Regions from separate parts of the Mus musculus genome. Here all the other regions are linked to region 3. Evidence: chromatin contacts called from ENCODE Hi-C or POLR2A ChIA-PET data. All regions are on one chromosome and are shown on one strand. The core of a region is the stretch at or near the end of the contact, and the rest is flanking DNA. Distances in the headings are between cores, read along the strand shown. Region 1 overlaps Kcp (kielin/chordin-like protein). Region 2 holds the start of Atp6v1f (ATPase, H+ transporting, lysosomal V1 subunit F). Region 3 holds the start of Irf5 (interferon regulatory factor 5).

Evidence for each region. Hi-C counts contacts between places; a loop is a spot of excess contacts on that map. ChIA-PET counts read pairs that join two places held with the same protein, here RNA polymerase II (POLR2A).
Region 1: a loop to region 3 is called in a map of mouse embryonic stem cell, with 2.6 times the contacts of the local background. The contact joins the enhancer-like site here to the promoter of Irf5 in region 3. A Hi-C loop is called at or near these places in 1 of 37 maps with a recorded cell type or tissue (mouse embryonic stem cell). POLR2A ChIA-PET finds 5 or more read pairs at or near these places in 1 of 5 experiments (embryonic stem cell).
Region 2: a map of v-Abl transformed pro-B cells shows a loop between it and region 3 (1.8-fold over the local background). The contact joins the promoter of Atp6v1f here to the promoter of Irf5 in region 3. A Hi-C loop is called at or near these places in 1 of 37 maps with a recorded cell type or tissue (v-Abl transformed pro-B cells). POLR2A ChIA-PET finds 5 or more read pairs at or near these places in 1 of 5 experiments (embryonic stem cell).

The regions. Positions count from the first base shown.
Region 1 is chr6:29,483,806-29,486,505 of GRCm38, forward strand. It overlaps Kcp (kielin/chordin-like protein), which reads right to left. Exons shown (of 38, transcript NM_001029985.4): 32 at 1,613-1,755; 33 at 1,198-1,370; 34 at 1,006-1,117; 35 at 810-911; 36 at 125-289. Among named protein-coding and RNA genes, the nearest start is that of Atp6v1fnb, 14 kb to the left of the region's middle. Within about 2 kb of position 1,431, at least 1 of the 3 ENCODE cell types and tissues checked has a DNase peak (open chromatin) inside an H3K27ac peak, as active enhancers do.
Region 2 is chr6:29,466,345-29,469,044 of GRCm38, forward strand. It overlaps Atp6v1f (ATPase, H+ transporting, lysosomal V1 subunit F), which reads left to right and starts at 1,439. Exons shown (of 2, transcript NM_025381.2): 1 at 1,439-1,630. The coding sequence starts at 1,473.
Region 3 is chr6:29,525,301-29,528,000 of GRCm38, forward strand. Irf5 (interferon regulatory factor 5) reads left to right here and starts at 1,325. Exons shown (of 9, transcript NM_012057.4): 1 at 1,325-1,474.

The DNA of each region.
Region 1 (2,700 bases), core at 181-2,680, 41 kb before region 3:
TTCAAGGCAAGCTTTTACACCTCCAGCTTCCATGACAATGCAGAAGTCTGTCTTGGGTCCCCTAGCAGGGGCTTGTACCCAGTTCCTTTAGCCTGTTGCAACTTCTTGCTCCCAAGCTACTCACCTTCCAGCTGTTCCCAAACGAAGCCTCTGTGGGCAGGAGCCTCCCATCCGGACCCTGCAGATCATCCTGGGCAAAGCCATTGAAGTTCCCACAGAGACCACAAGTCTGGCCCCGGTAGGAGCTGGGAACTCTCACCTCCACCTGGGATTGCCCGTCCCACAGCACCTGTGCAAAGAGGCTTGGGACTAGGGAGGGGGAAGGACGGAGACCCCAAGGAGTTCACGAGCTAATTTGATAGTCTCCCTGCTGTGGGATGGACAGGTGCACTGTGGGATGGAAGGGCCACTTCCCTAGCCTGTGTACCTTGTTATACAGCCTGACCAAATGCTCGTGGGAGAGCTGCCCACTGCATCTTTCAACTGGACTCCAGGTGGAACAAAACCCTCTTCCTGAGAATCACTGCCCTGGGGCCTTAAGGAAGGTACAACGCCATCAGAGTTTGGATCAAGTGCACACAGCTTGGGGTTGTAAGTTATGGCTCGGGCTGCGAGCAAGAGATCATCATTTTCCCACATGGGAGGTGGGAGAGTCCTCAGAACACCTTGACTGCCTCCTGATCCCCACCGACTTTATACTTTCTCACCCCTGCCTTCTCCTCCTCCTACCAGGCAGACGCGTTGGAAGTTACAGAAGCGTTAGAAGTGCTGAGGTGCCAGGACCACCCTGTTTTGCCCTCTGTCTATACCTGAAGCCCAGGCTGGGCATGCAGGATCACAGTGTGACCACGAAGCTCAATGTACAGCAGTGGCTCCCGGAGGAAGGGCAAGGTCACTGTGTGCTGGTCCACCTGGAAAAGGGGGAGGGGGAGGGGAAGGAAGGGGCCATGTCGGATCAGACAGGTGAACTGTGTAGCACTGACCTTCCCTGGGTCCTTAGCTCACCATGACTGTCCTGCCCTGCAGCAGCCTCACAGCCACGGTTCCCAACAGCACTGCTACCTCTTGGGTCCAGGCCACACCCCTCCGGCCCCGGTCATCATTAGTCACGTGCACACTAAGAGGAGGAAGGGCCCGGGTGCCAGAGGTCAGAGGTGCCAGGTTAAGGTGTCACGGAGTAGAGAAAGGGGTTCGTACCTGAAGTCCTCGCCGTGGCAGTCCTTGGCCAGCACGTAGCTGCAGCTGCCTTGGAAGTGCAACAGGCGGCCATCGAAGGTGCGGTAATGGGGGTCTCCGAAGGCCATGCAGGAAGCCGGCCGGGGCAAACAGCGGAGACAGCAGCTGCCGGGACTCAGGGCAGGGACCTCATCCTGGCCCCCGACCCAAACAGATTCAGTCACAGGACACTTCCCCTGTCAAGTCTCAGCCCTCTGGTGGTCTCACTGATCCCTTGAACCCAGGTTCACCCCCTGGTGGTCACTCCAGGAACAGCACCAGCCCTGGCTCCGCTAGTAGTTCATGGATGGCAACAGAAACCCAAAGCCCCTCTCATCGCTCTGGGGAGGCAGTGCCCTTGTGCCCTAGTCCTACCACCTTGAACCAAGGCACTCACCCGGCTACATGCGAGCTTCCTGCAGCGCTGGGTCTGGCAGTGCACAGTACCAGCCACACAGGAGCAGCTGGTGCAGGCATCCACTGCCCACTGTTCTCCAGAGGCCACCCAGCGACCCTGATGCATGCATGACTGGGTAGGGTCTGAGGAGAAACGAGACAGGTTCAGTACCCTGCCCAAACACAGCAGTGTTTCTGGACAGACATCCATTTCTCCTTCTTAGACTGTGTGGTGGAGGATATCAGCTGGAGAGTGATGGCTGGAGAGTCGGCAGGACCCCAGCAACACTTGAATAACCTGCACCTGCCACTCGTGATCTGAGGAACGTCGGGCAAAGGGAGGTGGGTCTAGCATCCACCAGCAAATATGGCCCATGTGGGTGGCAGAGGCATTGTTCTGCTGGACAAGGAGTTGAGGCCAGGCTCCATTTCCACCTGCACTGTTGGGTGTTCTTGTAGGGCCAACAGAGAGGACTTAGCTATGTTACTCTTCCTCCATCAACACATCCCTCCCCTTGGCACTGCTTGAGGACCATGCCAGCTTTAAGCACCTTTAGCCATAAGGACAGGAGAGCTCTTGGCTCTTCTCAAGGTACACTCCACATGGTCCTAAAGACAGATGTCATTGTAGAGGGATTTCCCACAGGAGCCAGGCTGTGGTGATTTGAGTGAAAATGCACCCCCCCATAGAATGACAGGGAGTGGCATTATTAGAGGTGTGGCCTTGCTGGAGGAAGTGCGCCATGGGGGGTGGGGGTGGGGTTAAGGTTTTACAAGCAAGACCCAGTGTGACTCTCTCTTCCAGCTGCCTGTAGATTCAGATGTAGAACTCTCAGCCTCTTCTCCAGCCCTGTGACTGCCTGCAGGCCACCATGCTTCCTGCCACGATGATAATGGCCTAAACCTCTGAACCTGTAAGCCAGCCCCAATTATTTTCCTTTATAACAGTTGCCACAGTCATGAGAGCTCTTCACAGCAAAAGAAACCCTAACTAAGACCCAGGCCATGACCTGCAATCTCTGTGGCCTTCTGAGTAGGGCCTTAGGCAGTGCCTCTTTCACAGTTCCTCTGCCCCAGAAGAACACCCAA
Region 2 (2,700 bases), core at 189-2,688, 59 kb before region 3:
ATGATAATGGACTGAACCTCTGAATCTGTAAGCCAGCCTCAATTAAATGTAACCTTTCTAAGAGTTGCCCTGGTCACAGTGCCTCTTCACATGTGCTGGTGCCCCTCTCATTCCTAAGACAATATCCCAAGCTGGCCTTGAGCTTGTGCCAATCTTCTTGCTTCAAACCTCCTAAGTGCTAGGATTGTTTCTATGCAATTATCTAAATTTAGGAACTAACATGAGGCCTTGCTTGGTTTCTACAGCACTACATAGTGTCATCATTCATTTGCCTATTTCTTTGGTAATTTAATATATATTCAGTAATTGTTAGCCATGTCATAGTTAGCATGCATGTGTACATCATACCGATTCAGACCTTGACCTTCCAGCTAGGAAATACCTGTTCTTGGACAGTTATGGTAGCCTATGTCTGTAATCCCAGACTGAGGCAAGAGTTGAAACAAACAAATGGACAGGAAATAGTGGTGCATTTCTGTAGTCCCAGCATTCAGGAGGATGATGCAGTAGGACCACTGGCTGCAAGTTCAAGGCCAACCTAGTCTACATTCTGAGTTCCAGGCCAGAAAAGGCTACATATAGCAGGTTTCAAAAAACAAACTACCAAATAAAACCAAAAAAAGGGGGTAGGTAGTTTGGCCTAATCCTAATATTTGGATAAATCTTTTTATAAGATTTATTTATTTCATATATGTGGGTACACTGACACTGTCTTCAGATGGTTGTGAGCCACCATGTGGTTGCTGGGAATTGACCTCAGGACCTCTAGTAGAGCAGTCAGTGCTCTTAACCACCTAGCCATCTTCCAGCCCTGAGACCTATCTTTAAAAAAAAAAAAGCACTGGGTTGACCAGATGAACCTCAAGGTGACTCTCATAGGGTGTATTATGACCTCACAAACTTGTGGCCTGCTCCACTGCCACACTACACCTGCCTCCGAAATCACAAATGTAACAACAAAAAGATGTTTTTTTTTTTTAAGTCAAACAAATCAAGCACACACTGTTCTGTTTTGTGTAATGGCGCAGGCCTATAATACCAGCATTCGGAAAGTAGAAGCAATAGGATCTATCCTCTTCTACACTGCAAGTTCAAGTCCGGCCTGAGATAGGTAACCATCTGTCTCAAAAAAGCCAAAACCAAACTAACGTACACTGAAAAGAAAGAAAAAAAAAGTATGTCCCCTAAAGTCTCGGTCTCTAATAACACTAGGTTCAAAAGGCATTTCTTCCAAGAGAGAAGAAATTAAGGACAGAATGCCAGAGAGAGGCCTGTGACGCTCAGCCTTCTGGGAGACGTAGTTCTGTGGTTTGTGTTTCTGGCCTCTATGGCGCAAGAGTACGCAGATTAAGCGGAGTTCCTGCTAAATGCGCATGCCCGGGAGGCGGGGAACTGCGCATGACTGAAGGGCGGGGTCTCTGCGGGGGCGGGGCATCACAGGTGTTTGGGAAGCGCTCTGCCCGGCGGACAGGATGGCGGGCAGAGGTAAGCTAATCGCGGTGATTGGAGACGAGGACACGGTGACTGGTTTCCTGTTGGGCGGCATAGGGGAGCTAAACAAGAACCGCCACCCTAATTTCCTGGTAGTGGAGAAGGATACCACCATCAATGAGATCGAAGACACTTTCAGGTACGGTAGCCTGTTAGGCCTAAATGGGTCCTTCCGCTTGCTACAAGCACGGGGAGAATTGGTGGCCTGATAACCTGGGTGTCACGTGGTGATGGGGACCGGGATGGTCCCGGAAGTCGTCTGTCCACCCTGAGCAGGGGCCTCCGCCATCTAAGTTCCCTTTTGGGGCTCAGTGGGGTCCGGCCTACCGCAGGTCCACGAACTTTCCCCATCACATGATTGTGTGTCAGTTTAGGAGGGGAGTGGAGCTTATGGTCTGCACCAGCTGTAATTGGACGCCTGGAGCCTCTTGCCAGTGCTGACCGGCTTGTTCAGCCCTCTTCCGGGGTCTCTGTAGCGTATTCTCTGAACCTTAGTCTTTTCGACTAAGAAAACTAACCACCTCCAGCGTAGGTCCGGACAGTGGGCGCGTGTGTGTGTGTGTGTGTGTGTGTGTGTGTGTGTGTATACGCTTCATTTATCTTAGAGGCTTACAATTGTCCTGTAAGGTACTGGTTATTCCCAGTTACTAGTGAGAAAAATAAAGGACAATTGGTTAGGGCACAGGCACATTAGCCATAGGAGGCAGAACCCAGGTCAACTCTTTCTTTTTAATTACGGCGTTTGTGTGTGTCCGTGGGTAGGTGTGCACACATGGAGGTCAGAAGACAACTTGTGGAGTCAGTTTTCTTTCCATGGGCTTTGAGGATTGAACTCAAGTAACAGGGCTTGGATAACAAGCAGCTTTACCTGTGTCTTCTAAGTTACTACCCACTCTGTTTATTCAGCTCCCTGCAGTCTGCCATGGGGCTTCCATTTGTCTTGCGCACAATAAGCAAAACATCTGGGAAGTATGGCCTTCCCCAAAGACTTTGTACTTCAGATCTTCACATCATACCCTGGGTCGTAGTTTTTAAAACTGGGTGCAGGCATTCCTTTTAAGCCAGAAAGTGCACTGTTGACTAGAATTGAGGGTGCCAACTCTCTATTTTTTTTCCTCATTCCTTTTCTAGAATTACTATGCCAAATCTCAGGAATAAACTGCCCTCACCTGTTTCCCCTAAATAGCCCAGTCCAGGGATGCTGGCTGA
Region 3 (2,700 bases), core at 75-2,574:
AAATATCTCTAGGACCGAAGAGATAGCTTGGTAGTTAAGAGCATCTGCTGTTCTTGCAGTAGACCTGGATTCAGATCTCAGCACCCACACCCCCTCGCTCACAACAGTCTCTAACTCCAGTTCCAGAGAATCCAGCGCCCTCTTCTGGTCTCTGCAGGAACTGCATGTTCACGATGCACATGCATGCTGACAAAATACTCATATACATAAAAAATAAAATAAATCACTAAAAAGAATTAAGATGGTAAACATTTAAAATATATGTGCTTATATCTTTAGTTAAGCTGCCTGCGATGCTACACCAAATCTCAGCTACTCAAGGCATCTGAGCCAGGAAAATCGTTTGATTCCTGGAGTTGGAGACCAGCACCGGCAACACAACTTTTTACCCTTAAAAGAGTTAAAACCCAAGAAACAAATACAATAACCCTTTAGAATTATGACAGGGCAGAGAAGGCAGGCACTTAGTAGCACAGTGCTTGCTTAGAATGTGCAAGGTCCTGGGTTCCATTATCAGTAAAATACAAATATAAAAATAAAAATTACTATAGATCATGAACCATGCAAGACAGGGTTGGTTCCCAACTAAGCTGAATTTCAGTGGAAATTAGACGTTAAAATCATATGGAAAAATCAAACGGAAAGACTCTGGAAGTCGTCTCCACCCCTCCTCCAAACCAATCAACAAATTACACCAAAACACAACAAACCAAAAGCTGACTCAAGGAAGGGGTAGACCTTCCTGGAAAAAACACTTAGACTATCAAATAATATGATGCTGACCCAAAAGTTGAAGAGTGAGAATCAGCGAATAATGTTCCTACATGAACAGGATGTGTGGAAGTTGAGGCCAGCATCGACTCGGACAGGAAGGCCCGTTTATGGAACCGGGAGGTCGGGGTGGGGGTGGGAACCCGCTCAAAGGGCAAACCCAAACCACGGTGAAGGTAAGGGCAAAAGAAGAGGTGGGCTTGTCAGTCACATGGTGAGTTGGAGCGGTCCGGAGGGCCAGTGTTAAGGCTGAGGAGACAGAGTGGCCCAAGGTATGTTGAAAGGGAGCTCTCAGGGGTCTCCCAATGCCCTGGAGTGTGGCTCCATCGACGCCCGCGCGCAGCGGATCTCCAGCTCCAGGCGGGCGCGGACTAGGTGAGGACAGGCTACAGGGTATCTGGGGACTGGGTGATGGATGACTCTGTCTCCCCGGATTCCCAAAGGAGCCCGGCGAGGGGCGCCGAGCTGTCTGCGGTCTCGCGGAGGCCCCGGGCTTCCCCGCGGTGGGCGGTGGATGGGTAGGGGCCCGGGGCGCGGGGTGGTGGCGAGGGGCGGGGCGGGGCGCTGCCCCGGGCGGGGGCGGCGCGATGCGGAAGTGCGGGGCGGGCTGGGCGACCCGCGGGCGGTGCAGCTCGGCGAGAGCTCAGCTCGGCCGCAGCGCCAGGCCGGGGCTCCAGGCTCCCCGCGGGCGCACAGCAAACAGGTAGGTCCCGGGGCTGTGGGCTGTGTTGGGCTCCTCGCCCCGAGGGCGGTGGGAACAGCCCCGGGCTTCAGCCAAGCCACGGCTCCGACCCACGGCGACCTGCACGCCCCGGGCACCTGCCAACGGGGCCAGCGGGGTCGGGATCCCGCTCCTCCGCGGTGGGCGATGATCGAAGGCGGCGCCGGGCCAGCGCGAATGGCTCCAAGGCGCTCCGCACCAGGCCAGCTCGGAGTGCCGGGCTCCGGCCGCCAACGTTCGCATGCTCGGGGAAAGTCCCAAGGGCCCAGTGGACATCCCCACTGCGCCTCGCCAGGGTCAAGGATGCCAAGCGCCCTGTCACAGTCTGGCGGGGACCAGGGAGGAGCGAGTTTCCGACCCCGACCCTGTCGGCACACAGCTCGTCTCTCCTCCCCGGCCACACCTCACTTTTTCGACTAAAGAGGTTGAGGTGTCAAGCAGCGATCCCTCCCAAGGATCTTAAAGCCAAGGACAGGAATCTGTGGGAATAGAGTTTGAGGGGAGACGTTGTCAAATAGAGGCTCTGCTCCTTGACTCGTAGCTCAAAAGGGGACGACGATTTATTCTTAGCTGTTGAGAAGAATCGGGGCGGGGGCTGATTAATGCTTGGTCTAGTTTCTTGACGGCCTGCCCCTAAACTTAAGAAGTAACAACTTAGAATCTGAACGTGAAGGGAAAGTGTAGTTGGGCCGAAACGCAGGCGGAGAGATGTCCCGGGCCAGTATTCGCCCTCGGTGCAGATGTCTCCCAGACTCCAGGTGTCTCTCGAACCTCCAGAGGACCCAGAGCGGGTACCTAGTAGCAGGGGTGGAAGTGGGGGCTTTCTTGGCCTCCTCCTGGCATAGCAAGGCGGACACGTCCCGGTCCAGAGGAGCGGACCAGGAACGGACACTAAGCCAGTAACCCCGCGATGACTCCAGGGGCTGACCCAGGTTCCTTCCCACCCCCACCCCCCTTCCCTCCGCGTTATGCCCCGGGTGGAGTCTGCCGGGATGATCAGGAGGGAACGACCTGGCCTGAACTCCAAAGTGAGGATAAGTGATCAGGACCAGAAAGGATGTGGACGGGGCTGACGGAGGCTGGAGAGGCTAAAAGCCTCGCATGAGGACCTGTGTGATACAGTACAGCATTCGCCCTCTCTACTCCCTAAGCTCCTGGCTAAAGTCTAGGAAAGAGATAGGTAGGAGACCACTCCTATTAACTAAAAG